Linked DNA regions of Homo sapiens: region 1 is linked to region 2. A link is an interaction called in ENCODE POLR2A ChIA-PET data of the cell type or tissue named here. Cell type or tissue: Panc1. All regions are shown on one strand. Links, peaks and the distances in the headings refer to the core of each region. The heading gives the core; the rest is flanking DNA. Region 1 overlaps ZBTB16 (zinc finger and BTB domain containing 16). Region 2 holds the start of LOC124902759 (a long non-coding RNA gene).

Region 1 (8,330 bases), core at 40-8,039, 160 kb after region 2:
TTGCAGGTCATGGTTTTAAACAGTGTTTTCACCAGTTCTCTCCCACCCCTTCACCTACAGCCCCTGTGTGAAGAGGGGGTTCACATGTCCCTGCCCCCAAATACACATGTCTCTGTCTCCATATGGTGCCTTAGCAGGGGTTGGGGAAGCTCGTTCCATCTACCCCTCTGGATCCCAGCATCTCCTCCCACCCCGCAAATCCCCCATCCCAATTTATTCTATAAATTTGTTTCCACATTATGTCTATCCATTTACATGGCTTTTGTGTTTTTTAATACTGCTAATGTTTATCGTTTGCCCAACAGGCTCGACAGATTTTGCTTCCTGTAGAGCATCGAGGCTTTAGAGCCCCCTCGTTGCTAAGTAGCAGTCTCCCTGTACTGTAATGGGCTGATTTTGTATTCTGTTCAGCGCTGTATCTTATTTTTGTATGCAAGACAAAGTGTTTTGATGGAGGACGATTGCGGCAGTGTCTGGAGGCTGTTTGGAGTTTTATGGGCTGTACAGTACACTGTGTGCTCTCTGAACAGAACACAGGCTGTTGAATTTTGGATTGGATTTGTCATTTTTCCCCCCTCAGAGAGGAGCCTGTCAGATAGAACATTACTTTGAGGGTGGAGGGAAGAAAGTGGAAATTATGTAATAACCTTCTTCCTTCTCCCTCTCTCGATGATTTTTCTATCTCAGCATAGGGTGGTTTCTTCCACACAAACCCTGTCTCATGCCACCACATGATTTTGCACAGCTAGAGGATGACGGTCTTATTAGGAAATGAATGGTGCCCTAGAGGGATGGATGCTGGGACATCTGTCTGTCTGCCATTTATTCTCCTAGTCTCCCTTTCCTCTCCTTTGCTCCTGCCATCCTTCCTACGTTCTGGGTTGCCTTGCTGGTCCTTGTTATTGTCTGAGGATGAATAGATATGGGGTTATTGGGGAGGGATATTTACGTGGGATCAACCTGATAATGGCAATGCCATTTCTGATTTCCAGGGCCTTTTCGTCTTCCCTTGGCTTCGCAGACACACACCCTGCCGGAAGCGTTCTTAGGAGGCCTGGCCGTGCTTTCTCTTGCCCTCAGCCCCATTCCCTAGCCCTCTAACCAGGCTGGGCCTGGGTATCTGTATCCAGGGCTGTGCCTGAGGGGCCCCACCCTGCTTTGGGCATCCATCACGCTACTGCGGCCCTTACTTTCAGTGCTCTTGTCCAGGTCTCTGTGGTGGCAGGTATTTATTTTTCAGCTCTTCTCTTCTCCTTCTATTTCTCCCCAATCTGCTTTCATCTCACTTCATCTCTTTGTCCCTGTCCTTTGTGTCTGTGTCAGCCTCGGCCTTTTCTTGACACTCCTGTGTATTTTCTGTCTTCCTTCTTATGTCTTCATCTGTCTTTGTCTCCATCTGTCTTCGTTGGTCTTTTCTCTGTCTCTCTCTTTCTCTGTCTTTGTCTCTGTCTCTGTCTCTCCCTGCCTCCCTGCCTCCCTGTCCTAACCCACCACCTCAAAGTTTTTTTTAGCTTGGAAGCTGGGCAGTGGTTGGAATGGAAAACAAAATGTCACTCTGGCCCAGAGGTCTCCCCAGAGGGGAGGACTCTTGAGCCAGTGTCCCTAGAATGCTCCCAGCACCTAGAATCTCATGTGCTCTTGTCCCTTGCCTCTCAGGGGCCAGAGTGGGGCTTCTCTGGCTTGGCCCCTGCTTTTCCCAGGTCCCTGGATGTTCCCCCCAAATCCCAGTTGTGTTGAGAATGGGCAAGTAGTTTAGCAGGGTTAGGCTTTACAAGGCCCTTATTGGACTTTGCTGGTACTGTGCTCTCCTGGGCCAGTACTGTGCACCTGAGTGCAGGACTCAGCAGCTGCCCTCACATACTCATGCCCTAGCAAAGTGCCTGGTACATAGGAGTGTTGTGCACTGATAGTATCTGTCAAATAAATGAATATCCTGTTATAAAAGTGTTTGTACTACTAGGGCAGATCTGGGTTTGGTGGGGCCTGAAGCGTACTCAGTTTTGGGTGCTGTCTCTCAGAAAAGGATTATAAATACCAGGTGTTAGAGCCTCTCCCAGGAAAGGGGTCAGTGCCAGGGAGAGGCCTGAAGCTTCAGCTTTACTGGCTTCCGGGAGAACAGGCCTGGGTGAACCACTTGAGAGGTTGCTGTTGAGGGGTCTCACTTGGAACTACTTAGTGGGGTGGCTCAGGGCTGAGGATAGGAGGGTGTCATCTGCCCAGCTCTGGGGACCTTCAGAACCTGGGACATCTGTGCTCACAGGCCTCAGGTTTATGTTCCATAGAGGTCAAGCCTTTGGCAAATGGCTGCAGGTCGCAATGGGCCTGGAAACATCATGGTATTTCACATGCTCTTCTCAGTGAGGTTGCTTGGTAGGGATGGACCCTGAGTTCCAGCTCACCCAGAGCAACCAGGTAGGCAGCCACTCTTGGTAGCATCCTGGCCTCCACACTAACCCTCGGTGACTGTCAGTGAAATGGCATGGCATTCACTCCTCTCCCAGGTGTTCAACTGCCTAGGTCTGTGGCTGTGGCTCTCCTGCGTTCTTGGGGCATAGAACTGCAAGTATCGTGGGGCAGAGGACTGGTCTACGTGTGTGTGTGTGTGTGTGTGTGTGTGTGTGTGTGTGTGTGTGTGTAACCATGAGGGAGAGGGGGCCTGGAGGTGATGGAAGGTGTTTGCAGACATCTGGGCATCTGTTCTGTGGAGCTTGCAGACTCATCCATTAAATGAGGTTGGTGAAGATTGCAGGATTGGACAGTCCTTTGGGTAGAGGGACTCACTTGTTGGAGGGTATGGAAAAGCTGCAGTGTCTCCTAGAAATCGGGGACACAGTCCTAATCAGAACACCATGTGTGCATGTGTGTGTTTGTGTGTCCAAGCATGGGAACAAAAAGAGATTGAGAAGAAGCATTTACATGAAATACTCAAATTTGTTCCTTTGCTGTAATGGGCCCGCACAGACCATTACCTTGAAGATTTAAAAACTAAATGAGCTCATCATATCGAGTGACTTCTACCGACATTCATGCTTGATTGCAAAGCCTGCTTTACCTTTGAATTTCAACTTCATTGTTTGTTATTAATTCTCAGATGGTGGTGGTGTGTTTCTACCTTTTGGATTCAGCCATGAAAATGTTGATTTTGTGTGATGGATGTGAACATTTCTCAACAAGACCCCACTGAAGAACCTTTTCATTTTAAAAATAGCCCCATGACCTTTGGGGCTCAGACTGGAGTTTCCGAGGAATCCAGTGGGCTGAGGCAAGGCTTGGGTTGACTTTGGAGGGGGCAGAAGTTTGCATTTTTTTGTCTAATAATTTGAGTTTCATATGAATGATTCTGTGCTCCGTGCAATACTATGCATTTTCATAACTGTCTCTTTCACTTTGGGTAAAGGAAGGGAGGGAAAAAATAACAGCAGCAGCATTCTGTGGGCAAAGGAAGAAAACAAGAGAATGGGGCAGAGAACAGGCTAAATTTAAAATTGTAATTGGCTGACTTCCACTGGCTTGCGGGTGTTTTAATGACTCATAATAACTTCATTTAAAACCAGCTGAGCAGAAAATAGATTGGAGAGGAGCCTCGGGCCATTATGGATTTGTGGTTTTTTTTTTTTTTGGTTTTTTTTTTTTTTTTTTTTTGACAAGCTTGGTTTTCAGCAGCCAGGAAGGCTCTCAGAGAGGGCTTGGCTGTGTTTTCTCTCTCTCTCTCTCTCTCTGAGGGTTGGTGGTCTGCCCAGGAGAGATTGTATAGAAACCAGGGCGAGTTTTTTTGTTTTTTTTTTTTTTTAAATTCTCCCTCTACCCCTTGCTTTTTTTTTTTTTAACTGATTAAAAATAGATGCCTTGAGGTATTATTTTAGCATCAGTAGGATTTTTTTCACCTTTGATGTGGTAAATGGAACATAAATAAAATTGTTTTTGAAATTACTGAATTAATTAGGTAGTAAAGCAACCACAATGCATAAATGTCCTTGGCCGTCTGGTTTTTCTCCCTAACCCTGATCTATATTTGTAGGGCGTTCCCTTTTCTCCCCAGCCCCCTCCTGCTCTCCCAGCGACCCCTCCTTCCTCTGAGCCTGCACCTTCCCTTTGAATGGCAAGATTCTTTTATCATCCCGGCAACAGCTAAATGATTTTTTAAAATCCATAGGATTTTGACAGTATTGGTTCTATCTGGTTATCTGATCAGCTCCAGGAGTTTTGGGACTTGCCAGAAAAGGCTCTAACCTGGCTCTAGTTGTTTTAAATAGGTCCTGCCTGTTTCCCATGCTAGGCCTGGTGCCCGACCGGCGAGCGTTCCTTTTTCTCTTCTCTTTTGAAAAGTCAGCCGACTCAGCCCTAGGATGTGTCTGTCTGGGCAGGACAAGAGGCCGCCCTCCATCTGATCGCTCTTAGCCATTTATCTATCCCCTCTTATGGCACCTGTCACCTTCTTTGTTACATAGCTATTTATTTGCTTGGCCTTTTTTGCCTACTAGACTGTAAGCTTCTTGAGAACATGTGATTTATTTGTGTCCCCTATACTACCTCGCTTAGTAACCTGAATGGTGGTTATAACTCAGTCATTTGAAAAATAACCTAATGGGTGAGTGAGCAGGCATGCGGATGGGCACATGGTAAGGAACAGACCTGAGGTGCTGCCTGCTTCCCTCCAGCCCCAGGAGTCAGCAATCTGGATGAGAAGACAAGGATGGAAGGCGGGGACCTTGTCAGTAGTGTGCTCTGTTGCATCCTCACAGCGGGACACATAGCAGGCTCTCAGGAAATATCTGTTGAAGAAGTGAAGGGCTCAGGATGCATGGTTTGGCTGCAGGAAGGAGAGAAAGACATTTATTGAAACTTGCTGTGTTCCAGGCACAGTGCTATGTGTTCTGCATATCTGAACTCAGTCTTTCTTCAACTTTGGAAGACAGATATGCTGATTCCGTTTTGCAGATGAGGACAGTAAAGAGTTAACTTGCCTAAGATCATAAAGCTAGAAAGTAGCAGAGCTGGACTTCAATCTCCCTCTCTTTCTCTCTCCTTCCACCCTGTGTCTTGCTTTTCTATTATAGTATAGCATGCTGCTATACCTAGCCCTGGCCTCGTGCTGTTTGAGTGCCTAAATGCCTGCTTCTCTGTTTGTAGAGCTAACCAATCTCAAACTGGGGAGCTGAGACCAGGAAGGCCCTGTGCCCAAGGGTCCTGGGGGTGGGGAGGGTGGCATAGTAATTGGCTGCTGCCTGTGTGCCTTGCACCTGTGCCACCAGGAGCAGGTGTGGCTTATTAGCCTCTTCCTGCTCTGCCAGAGGAGCATGTGTTCAGTGGTTGTGAGTTGTGGCTATGACTTCTGCTCAGTGCCTTGTAGGGTTGGGGATAGGAGGGTTCTGGGAGCCTTGCAGGAGGGTCTGTGGGTTAGTGTGTGGCCCTCCCACCCAGGGAGAGCTTGACTGTGTCATGCCCCCCACTCCTCCTTTGCACTATCCTGCCAAGTAGGAGGGGTAGGAGGAGAGAGCTGCCTGTGGTCCCTCCTGCATGGCGACGCAACTGGGTGCTCTGCTTCTGGTAGATGCACCCTGTGATGCTGGGGTGGGGTGAAAGGGGCAGCCGACCTGTGCTGCAGCCCAGAAATGTGAGAGCTGTGACCACTTGGGCTATTACTAGCGCCTTAGACTTCAAGCGTCTTGGAGTATGATGCATCAGGAAGGTTGGGCCTCCCTGACCTTTCAGATTATGTCCAGTGAAGCTGGACCACTTGACATGAGGCTGGTTGTGTCCATTCTCTGACAGCCTCATCTTCCCCAGGCACGCGCTGGGGATGCTGGAGCTTTCTCTGGGGAGCGAAACATCAGCCAAATGGGAACCAGATGGTGAAGGTTGAGCAGCAGAGAAACCTCGATGACTACTCTGGGTCACACGTGTGGCCCTCTTTTGCAGGAAATCGTTTGTGAAGTCATTCATCAGTTAGCAACTGAACCTAGGGCCAGTGGTGTGCAAAGCTTGGCAGGGTGGACAGAGGGGTTGAAGCCAGTGTCCTTGTCTGCAAGAAGCTGGTGGTCTGGCTGAGAGGGTGACACGAGCCCCCTGGCAAGAGAAGGCGTTGAGCAAGGCTGGGTGTGCTCATTGTGACCGCAAGAGGAAAGACTGAGTGCTGCAGGCATTTAGAGTGGGGAGAAGCTCCTAAGAACCAGGGGAATGAGGAGAGCTTCGGGAAGGAGGTTCATGGGATTTTGATGAGGTCTTTGCTGCTGGAGTATCCAGAAGGAGTGCTGTGGTGGGAGTGGCCTACCTTTCTGGACAAGAGGAAGCAAGAACTTCTGTGAGCTAGAACCATCCAGGCAGGCATCTCTTTCCTCCTCATCCTCCTCCGCCCATAGCCACCTGGCAGAGACTTAGAGCCCAGTTTCTTGCACTTGGGAGTCCTCCAATCCCTGTGATGGCTGTGGGCCTCCTTGGCCTGGAGGTTGAGAAACACTGCATTAAAGATGAAAAGCTGCCACTTCAGGGGGCCCCTCCAAGTTGAGGCATCCATAAAACAAACACATGTGAAAGCAAGGCTTAAAATTGGATGCGGACCCAGAAGATTGTAAATTTCTCATATAGGATTTGATGGACTAAAAAATATGTTACGAGTACCTAGAACCCCACAAAGCCTAGGTTGAGAAGACAGGTCAGAGGGCTGCCTCTGGGTGAGGCTGAGGACAGAGTTGGCCACCCTGGAGGGCCAATGGAGGAAGCATCCGAGGACGGTCTCAGGACGTGCCCCAGCCCACCTCCTCGGACCACGTGGGTGAAGCCCCTGTGTATGCCTTTAGTGAAGACTGAGCTTGTTCACCGCGTAGATGGAAGCCAGTGGGAGAGAGGGGCGGATACCTCTGTAGTCAGGGGCTCCTTTTGTTGGCTCTCTCCAGGATTCAACCTGACAAAGACATGTCTTCCAGACTTTTCCCCAGTAGTTAACGCACTCCCTCCTCCTTCCCCCAAACCAGTCCCGTTTTGATTGGAATTCTTTCACTTGCCTGGGACAAGGGGAAAAAAAAAAAAGCAAATTCTAAAGTTTTCATTAGGTAGTTGGGATAAAAAGTCTTCTGGGGTAGTTGGATTAAACTTCAGCAGCTCTCTTACTGACTATTATAAGCTAATTGAGCACAGGGAGCTCATTGGCGGCTGCATTTTTGTTGGAGTAATTATGAAAGACCACAGTCATTTTCAGTAACAAGGTAACTCCGGGTAAAGACAGAACTCTCTGAAACTTTGGATTTGCTGGAGTCTTCCTTCCTCAGTTGCCTTTGCTAATATGAGCCCGGGATAAAGGCCCAGAGACCAGATATTTTGGGAGGCTACTATCTTGCCTGAATATCCCGGATCTCCCAGTGCCTTCATTGGGGCCTAATGGACATAATCCAGCACATCTGAGAGAGCACTGCTGGGGGGCCAGTTTTGCATTAATTGAGATTTGGGGTCTGGAGTCAGAAGCTCTGGAGTATAGGCTCGAGAGGGACAGGTGCAGCCTTTGAAGCTGACCCGGGAGCAAAGAGAATCACAGTGCACTGTCTTCATTACTTATTTATGCACCAAGAGCAGGGTCTGATTATAGATAATGAGGCCGAATGATACTCTCTGTCTCTAATGAGGTCCTGTCTGTCCTGTCCGAGCAAAGCGTGGACCAGCGTATGTAGGACTGTGATGACAACCCTGGGGATCTTTTCTAGCCCATAGGATTCTTGATGGGGAAACATTCCTAGACATACAGTCCTCCCACTGAACTCCACCCCCATCCAGAATCTCTATCAGGAGCTAGGAGCCGGCTCAGTGGGCTGGGAAGGGCCTTTCAGTGCCCTTTGGACGGGGCCCTGGGGCCTTGCCAAGCTGAACGTGTCCTCTGGGTGGCCTGCCTCACCTCTGGCCTGCTGCCCATCAGCATTGAATCATGCCCCTCAGAGGACAGCATGTAACTGTGCTTCCCGATATAGCCCCCGGCCCCCCAAGGTGACAGGAAGAGTCATTGTCACGGGAGTACTCCATCTTTCTGACACCACAAGGCCGGCGTGGCTTTCTTCCCTACTGCTCAGCCCTGCACAGCCTAGAATTCTGCTTTGGGAGCATACATAGAGTTCACAGAGCTATTTTTTTTTCCTACTCTCCGTCTCCCACTTTAGTTTTCAGAACTTTATCTCAGTCTCTGGCACGGACTATCTGCTTCCTTCCTCCATCTCAACATTATAAAAGTTTGTCACAGTCAGAGGCTGGCTGAATCGAAGCAGAAATGTGGTGTTTGGTTAAATTGTAAAATTAGCTAGGAAAGTTAATGAGGCGTTCCGCCTCTGCCTGCTGAAGAGCAGGACGTT
Region 2 (8,330 bases), core at 223-8,222:
TGATTATATCTTCTAAGCTGACCCATTTCCCAGATCCCCCAAATGCTTTCACATCTCCTCTGGAGCTTCCAATCTATAACCAGTTAGCTCCGCAATATACTCATGTCTGTCCTCTGAGGACACAGTCTCCTCCGTAGTCCTCTCATGTAGTTCAGGGGTGAGCCCCCCGACACCATGTTACATATTTAACAAGTGCCTGGGTGATTATGCTGCTGTCAGGAATCACACCCTGAGAACCACCGCCCTTGATTCTGATCCTAATGCCTGCTTTACACATATCCTCAACTCTCTGGCTGGGAGGATCCCTTTCTATTGTATTTACCTCACAAAGCCACAACCTGATTGAGTCCATTTAGCCACGTTCTCTGCTCCCACATCTGAGTAGTTGAATGTTCTTGGAGAAAATCAAACTGAGGTGACTGGATTTACTATAAATTCACAGCCTCAAACCACAGTGGACACTAAACATGCATTGGCAAACCTACACTTCACTTTGAAGTATTTCTCACTCTCCAAATAATTCTTTTATTATTTCCCCTCTTTTTTTCAAACTTTCCACACCAGTCTCACTTTGCTTCGTGGTTAGATGACCTCATCCTTTACTCCTATAGAGAAAATAGGCGCCATTGCAAAGGAACCTCTTCCTCTTCCCGCCACCAAATCCACAGGCTGACCAGCTCCTTCACCCAGATTCTCACAGGCTAAAATGCCGGAAGGGGGATTCTTTTGAAGGCACCCCCACCTCTGGTGCTCTGAGCCCCACCCTTATTGCCTTCTCAAGGACTCTGCCCTGCAATTATCTCCCCTTTCCTCTGCATCATCGCCATGTTGCCCAGGCTGGTCTCGAACTCCTGGGATCAAGTGATCCGCCTGCCTCAGCCTCCCAAAGTGCTAGGTTTTCAGGTGTGAACCACCATCCCTGGCCCACATTTTTTTTTTTTTTTTGAGGATCTCACTCTGTTGCCCAGGCTGGTGGGCAGTGGCTCAACCATGGTTCACTGCAGCCTCGACCTCCTGGACTCAAGGAATTCTCCTGCCTCAGCCTCCTGAACAGCCATGTCTACTGCATCATCCTTACAAACCAACAGATTCTAGTGTCTCCTATCACTAAGAAAACACAAAACAAAGAAATCTCCCTTGAAACTGCTCCAAAGGGAAATTTGAAATAGCTTTTAATTTGCCTTTCCCACTTCTTCACTTTCAATTCTTTCTTTAACTTAGTCTGGCCTCAACACCCATCACTCCGTGAATCTGTCTTTGTCAAATTTACCAGTGGCTATATACAAATGGCCGATAAGCACATGAAAAGATGTTCAACATCAGCAGTCATTAGGGAAATGCCAATCAAAGCCACAATGACATATTTTTTTCATATCTATGAGGATGGTTCAAATAAAAAAGGCAGACAATAACAAGCAATGGTGAGGATATACAGAAATTGGAACTCTTATACATGGCTGTTGGGGGTATAAAAAGGGTGCAGTGACATTGTTTTTTGTTTGTTTGTTTTGAGACGGAGTCTTGCTCTGTCACCCAGGCTGGAGTGCAGTGGCACTATCTCGGCTCACTGCAATCTCTGCCTCTGGGTTCAAGTGATTCTCTTGCCTCAGACTCCGAAGTAGCTGGGATTACAGGCGCACACCATCATGCCTGGCTAATTTTTGTATTTTTCGTAGAGATGAGGTTTCACCATGTTGGCCAGGCTTATCTTGAACTCCTGACCTCAGGCGATCCACCAGCCTCGGCCTCCCAAAGTGCAGGGATTACAGGTGGTATGAGCTCCAGCACCTGACTAAGTGCAGCTACTTTGGAAAACAATTTGGCAGTTTCTTAAAATGTTAAACATAGACCTACCATATGACTTAGCAATTCAACTCTAGGTATATACCCAAGAGAAATGAAAACATATGTCCATAGATAAATTTGTATGCCAATGTTCATAGCAGAATTATTCATAATAGCCAAAAAGTGGAAACAACCCAAATTTCCAACAACTGATGCATGAATAAATAAAATTTGCAATATCCATACAATGAAATGTTAGTCATAAAAAGAATGAAATATTGATACATGCTACAACACGGATCCTTGAAAACATTCTACTCAGTGAAAAATGTCTGATACTAAAGGCCACATATTATATAATTCTTTTATATGAAATATCTAGAATAGGCAAATCTACAGAGGCAGAAAGTAGATTCGTGGCTGCCTGGAACTGGGATTAAGGAGAGTTGTGAGGAGGAGAAAGGGGAATGACTGCTAATAAGTATGAGGTTTCTTTTTAGGGTGATGAAAATGTTGCAAAATTAGATTGGGATAATGGTTGCACAGCTCTGTTATTATACTAAAAACTGCTGTTACTGTACACTTTTTTTTTTGAGAAAGGGTCTTGTTTTGTTGCCTAGGCTGGAGGGCAGTGGCTCAATCACAGCTCCCTGTAGCCTCAGCCTCCTGGGCTCAAGGGATCCTCCTGCCTCAGCCTCCTTGAGTAGCTGGGACTACAGGGTTCACCACCATTCCTGGTTAATTTTTAAAAACTTTTTATAGAGACTGGGGTCTCACTATATTGCCCAGGCTGGTCTTGAACTCCTGGCCTCAAGGGATCCTCTTGCCTCAGCCTTCCAAAGCACTGGGATTACAGGCATAAGCTGTTGGGCCTGGCCTACTGTACACTTTAAATTGATGAATTTTGTGACATGTGAATTGCCTCTTGATAAACTTGGGTTTTTAAGTTTTTTTTTCATTATTATTTCTTATTTTAAGAGACAAGGTCTCACTCTGTCATCCAGGCTGGAGTGCAGTGGCTCAATCATGGCTCACTGCAGCCCCAAACTCCTTGGCTCAAGTGATCCTCCTGCCTCAGCTTCCCCAGTAGCTGGGACTACAGGCATGTGCCACCACACCTAGCTAATTTTAGATTTTTTTTTTGTAGCAATGGGGTCTTGTTATGTTGCCCAGGCTGTATTTTTAAAAGCAATTGAAAAACCTTACCAGCAGGCTTCACATCGCCAATTCCCCTTTTCCTTATTCCACTCCCCTTGACCTTCCAGCAGGATTTGACAGTTTACCGCTGTCTTTTTCTCTTTTGCCTTCCATGAGCCCTCAGTCTCCTTTGTGGCTCTCTTGGCTGGAGAGCCCCAGGCTCTGTGTAGGACCTTCTTATCATCTCCATTGACACTTTATCACTCTGGGAGCCTATCCAATTCCATCCCATGACTGTAAACACCATCCGGATGCTGATGACTCAAAACAAATCTGAACATCTCCTTCTTAGTCTCAGATTGATCTATCCAACACGTATTCAACATCTCCCTATAGTGATCTCATAGTCATCTCACACTTAGTATGTTAAAATGTGAACTTTTAATTCCCATGCTCCCCACCGCACCACCAATTTTATTTCTACTCAAGGTTTCCTGTCCCAGTAAATGGCAACACTACTCACAAAACTGTCCAGTTCAACCTTGATTTATATATTTTCCTCCACCACTACACCCGATCATTCAGCATGCCCTGTCTGCTATATCCAAAATGCATCCCAAAGCCATCCACTCCTTCCCTTCTTTTTGACACTGAATTCAAACCACCCTCATTTTCCACCTGCAACAGCCTCTTAACCCTTCTCCCTGCTTCTACTCTTTTTATTACTTTCCCAGTAAGATCCCTCCTTGACTTCCCATGATGTGCCACACCCTTTCCTGCCTCGGACCTTTGAACATGATGTCCTTCTGCCTGAAAGGACTTAACTCTCTGTGTGGATGATGCATTTTCTTTCTTCCTCTCCCAGCTCATGTCACCTCCTCAGAGAAGTCTTCCCTGACTGTTCTTTCTACCTCCACCCCTCTCTCAGTTATTCTCTAACATATCATGCTGCTTTTTTCCCTTATGACACTTACCACAATCCATAATCATCCTCTGTATTCTACTTTTTATTTTTATTTTTTTCGAGATGGAGTTTCGCTCTTGTTGCCCAGGCTGGGGTGCAATGGTGCAATCTCGGCTCGCCACAACCTCCACCTCCTGAGTTCAAACAATTCTCCTGCCTCAGCCTCTCGAGTAGCTGGGATTACAGGCATGTGACACCATGCCCGGCTAATTTTGTATTTTTAGTAGAGACGGGGTTTCTCCATGTTGGTCAGGCTGGTCTTGAACTCCTGACCTCAGGTGATCTGACGGCCTCGGCCTCCCAAAGTGCTGGGATTACAGGTGAGCCACTGCACTCGGCCCTGTATTCTCCTTTTATCGGTCAACTAATTTCGTAAATATCTACTGTGTATCCTCTGTGCCAGGCACTGTGCTAGGAGCTAGAAGTAAAATGGTAAGCAAATAGACAAGATCTCCGTCCCGAGGAAGCATGTAACTTAGTGAGAGATATAGATAATCATCAAATAATCATACAAATGACAACATAGCCACAAACTCTGATCAGTGCTTGCAAGAAAAGCTGTTAGAGAATATAATACCTCATATTTACTGAGTGTTTATGATGTTCTGGATGCAGAGCTGAGTTACAACCTGTCAAAGTAGGGACTCATGATGTACAAGTTTACTCGTGAGGAAAGTGAGCCTGAGTGTAGATAAGGAACTCAGAGTCACATAGCTAGATGGTGGCAGAGCTGGGGTTCCACTCATGCGTGTCTGACTCCGCACCCCTGTTAACACGGTCTTGTCTCGCTACAGTCTTTCATCATTTTCCCCCTGTCTTTAGGACTCCTCTCTTCTTAGTCTCCATCATCATAATCACTCTTTTTGCTCAATCCCTAAGTGCTGGTGCCTCCTTGGCTTCTGTTTCCAGCCTTCTCTGCCCTGGGTGTCCCAGCTGGGCTGGAGCTGAAATCTGTACAGTAGTCACAAAGAGGTAGGCAAATTTTGGAGAGCAGTCTGGCACTACGTATCTAAATGACAAGCCAGCAGTTCGGCTCCTGAGATCCCAAAGCAGTTTTTACTCCAGACCTGGAGGATCCCTGGACAAGGAGAATCACAATGGCATTACCTGTGAGGGGGGCGAGGCTGCACAACCCGGGTGCCCATCACCAGGTGGGTGCATCCATCAGTATGTGTGGTGGCTGCAGTGTGGAGTACTCTGAGTCCATTGGAAGCAACAGATTAGATATGAACATGAACAGAGCTTAGCAGAAAAGGTAAGAAACAACAGTAGAGCCATAACAAAATATTTATGTACATTTAAAATGCATGTACCTTAAGACAAAAATGCATTCTAAGCCGGGCATGGTGGCTCATGCCTGTAATCTCAGCCCTTTGGGAGGTCGAAGTAGGCGGATCATCTGAGGTCAGGAGTTCGAGACCAGCCTGGCCAACATGGTGAAACCGCGTCCCTGGCCAGGTGTGGTGGCTCACGCCTGTCATCTTAGCACTTTGGGAGACTGAGGCAGGCAGATCACTTGAGGTCAGGAGTTTGAAACCAGGCTGGCCAACATGGTGAAACCCCATCTCTGCTAAAAATACAAAAAAAAAAAAAAAAATAGCCAAGCGTAGTGGCGGGTACCTGTAATCCCAGCTACTTGGGAGGCTGAGGTAGAAGAACTGCTTGAACCTGGGAGGCAGAGGTTGCAGTGAGCCGAGATCGTGCCATTGAACTCCAGCCTGGGTGACAGAGCAAGACTCCATCTCAAACAAAAAGAAAAAAGAAACCCTGACTTTACTAAAAATACAAAAATCACCCAGATGTGGTGGCACTTCTATAATTCCAGCTACTCAGGAGGCTGAGGCAGGAGAATTGCTTGAACCCAGGAGGCAGAGGTTGCAGTGAGCCGAGATCATGCCACTGCACTCCAACCTGGGCGACAGAGTGAGGCTCCATCACGAACAAACAAACAAAAAAAACAAACAGAGAACACATTTTATAAGAATATATAAAAGCAAAACCAGCCGGACATAGTGGTTTATGCCTATAATATCAACACTTTGGGAGGCCAAGGTGGGGTCACTTGAGCCCACAAGTTGGAGACTAGCCTGGGCAACATAGCAAGACCTAGTCTCTATAAAAAATAAAAACAATAGCCTGGCATGGTGGAACGCACCTGTGGTCCCAGATACTCAGGATATTGAGGAGGGAGAATGGATTGTGCCTGGGAGGTCAAGGCTGCAGTGAGCCGTGATCGCGCCACTATACTCCAGCCTGGGTGACAGAGTGAGACCCTGTCTCAAAAGAACAAAACCAAAACCAGAACCAAAACAAAAGCAAATGTACACACACAAAGTAAACCATATAGAATGGCTTCTTAGAGGAGACACAGGAACAGACATACAGTACAAATGGGTGCCCGTGTGTTCTACTTGCAGCAGCAGGCCTAGTTTATGAGCCCAGCATAATAAACATTAGAAACTTTTTTTTTTTTTTTTTGAGATGGAGTCTCGCTTCGTCACCCAGGCTGAAGTGCAGTGGTGCAACCTCGACTCATTGCAACTTCTGCCTCCTGGGTTCAAGTAATTCTCCTGTCTCAGCCTCCTGAGTAGCTGGGACTGCAGTTGCATGCCACCACAACCGGCTAATTTTTATATTTTTAGTAGAGACGGGGTTTCACCATATTGGTCAGGCTGGTCTCGAACTCCTGACCTCAGGTGATCCACCCACCTCGGCCTCCCAAAGTACTGGGATAATAGGCATGAGCCACTGCGCCCAGCCTCAGCATAATAATCATTAAATTGCCTCCTTTTCTTCTAAAAAGTGCTCTTGTTGGTAGGGTAAATATATGGTCACTGTAAATATGAAAAGAAAAGGAATAAAGAAATGAGAGATCTTACACAGACCTCACATTCTCCAGAGGTGACATGAACTGGGGACTACACTTAACTCAACTGTCTGCACCTGAGATCCAAATCAAAATAAAACAAACCACCAGAACTAGAGTAAGCAAAGAAAACACCAGCTCAAAAAACAAAACAAAACAAAAAAACAAAACAAAAAAACGCCAAAAAACAAAAAACAACAACAAAAAAACCACCACCAAGATTTACACAATACTTAGGTCTTCAAGTATCTGTTTACATGAACTGACTCACTTGGGTCGAAGATGGTTGGTGTATGGGGACAGGGACTCTAAGTATCCCCATCTGGATTCCAGGCACAGAAAGGCACATCAGGTGCACTGGAAGGGGGGAGGGGGGAGAGTGGGGGTAGCTGGCAGAGGACAAATCATAAGAACTTTGGAGCCTCTGGGAGAAAACGCCCCACAAAGGAGACTGGCAAGATGAGGTACATCCAACAACAGTGTCTGGCAGTCAAAGGAGGGCAGGGATCTAGGTACTGCAAGGCAGATGGTTTGGAGGAACCCTCAGAACCCAGTGGATGGCAGGTTGCACGCTGGGCTCTGAGGGTGGAGCTGAAGATCCACCATTATGCTGTCAGTCACTATGACAGCCTCCTAGCCAGCAGGGAGGAAGCATTCCTCTTCTGAACCTCCCAGAAGGCAGCCACGTGGCACCACCTGCACTGCCTGCAGCTTCTGTTGCACCTGGGGCAGAGCTACGCTTGGCTGCTGACACCTATGAGAAGGCAGGCATGGTGGACCTTCCGCAAAGGTGGGATCAGTCATTAACAACGGATTCACGAATGTGGGTGAAGGCTTTTTAAGATGTCAGGAGCTCTTGGGGAAGCATCTTTGCAAGGATCTTTGGGTGGGGAATCAGAGCTAATAAAATTGATATTTGGCTGGGCATGGTGGCTTACACTTGTAATCCCAGCACGTTGAGAGGCTGAGGTGGGCAGATTCACTCGAGGTCAGTCAGGAGTTCGAGATCAGCCTGGCCAACATGATGAAACCCTGTCCCTACTAAAAATACAATAATTAGCCAGGTGTGGTGGCAGGCACCTGTAATCCCAGCTACTTGGGAGACTGAGGCAGGAAAATTGCTTGAACCCAGGAGGCAGTGAGCCAAGATCACACCATTGTACTCCAGCCTGGGTGACAAAACAGGACTCTGTCTCAGGAAAAAAAAAAATTGATATTTCCCTGTGAATGTGCTAACATTTGTTCTTATGAACTGGTGAGATGAAGGGACAGCCAGCTGACACTGTCACAGTAAAAGCAACCATCTCTCACTTATTCTCCTCAAGCTAAAACCCAGATGTTTTCATAGACTCTCTCTCTCCTTCATCTTTCAAAATTAATTGGTTCTTAACTCCTGTTCAACTTTTTTTTTTTTTGAGACAGAGTTTCAGTCTTGTTGCCCAGGCTGGAGTGCAATGGTGCGATCTCGGCTCACTGCATGCTCCGCCTTCCGGTTTCAAGCGATCCTCCTGCCTCAGTCTCCCGAGTAGCTGGGATTACAGGCACGGGCCACCACGCCCAGCTAATTTTTGTATTTTT

The links. Peaks named below come from ENCODE experiments on the same cell type or tissue, not always from the same donor. Only the 100,000 strongest peaks of a DNase experiment are listed, where the experiment ranks them.
Region 1: POLR2A ChIA-PET joins it to region 2 with 15 read pairs; 2 of 35 experiments call an interaction of 5 or more read pairs at or near these places.

What each region holds. Positions count from the first base shown.
Region 1 is chr11:114,163,612-114,171,941 of GRCh38, forward strand. All of the region lies in intron 3 of ZBTB16 (zinc finger and BTB domain containing 16), which reads left to right. Among named protein-coding and RNA genes, the nearest start is that of ZBTB16, 110 kb to the left of the region's middle. RefSeq lists enhancers at 620-1,121, 1,122-1,621. In Panc1, for the core only: no CTCF peak of the experiment used is centred there; no DNase peak of the experiment used is centred there; H3K27me3 peaks cover 913 bases.
Region 2 is chr11:114,007,952-114,016,281 of GRCh38, forward strand. All of the region lies in intron 1 of LOC124902760 (a long non-coding RNA gene), which reads right to left. LOC124902759 (a long non-coding RNA gene) reads left to right here and starts at 7,406. Exons shown (of 2, transcript XR_007062894.1): 1 at 7,406-7,542. In Panc1, for the core only: no CTCF peak of the experiment used is centred there; no DNase peak of the experiment used is centred there; H3K27me3 peaks cover 429 bases.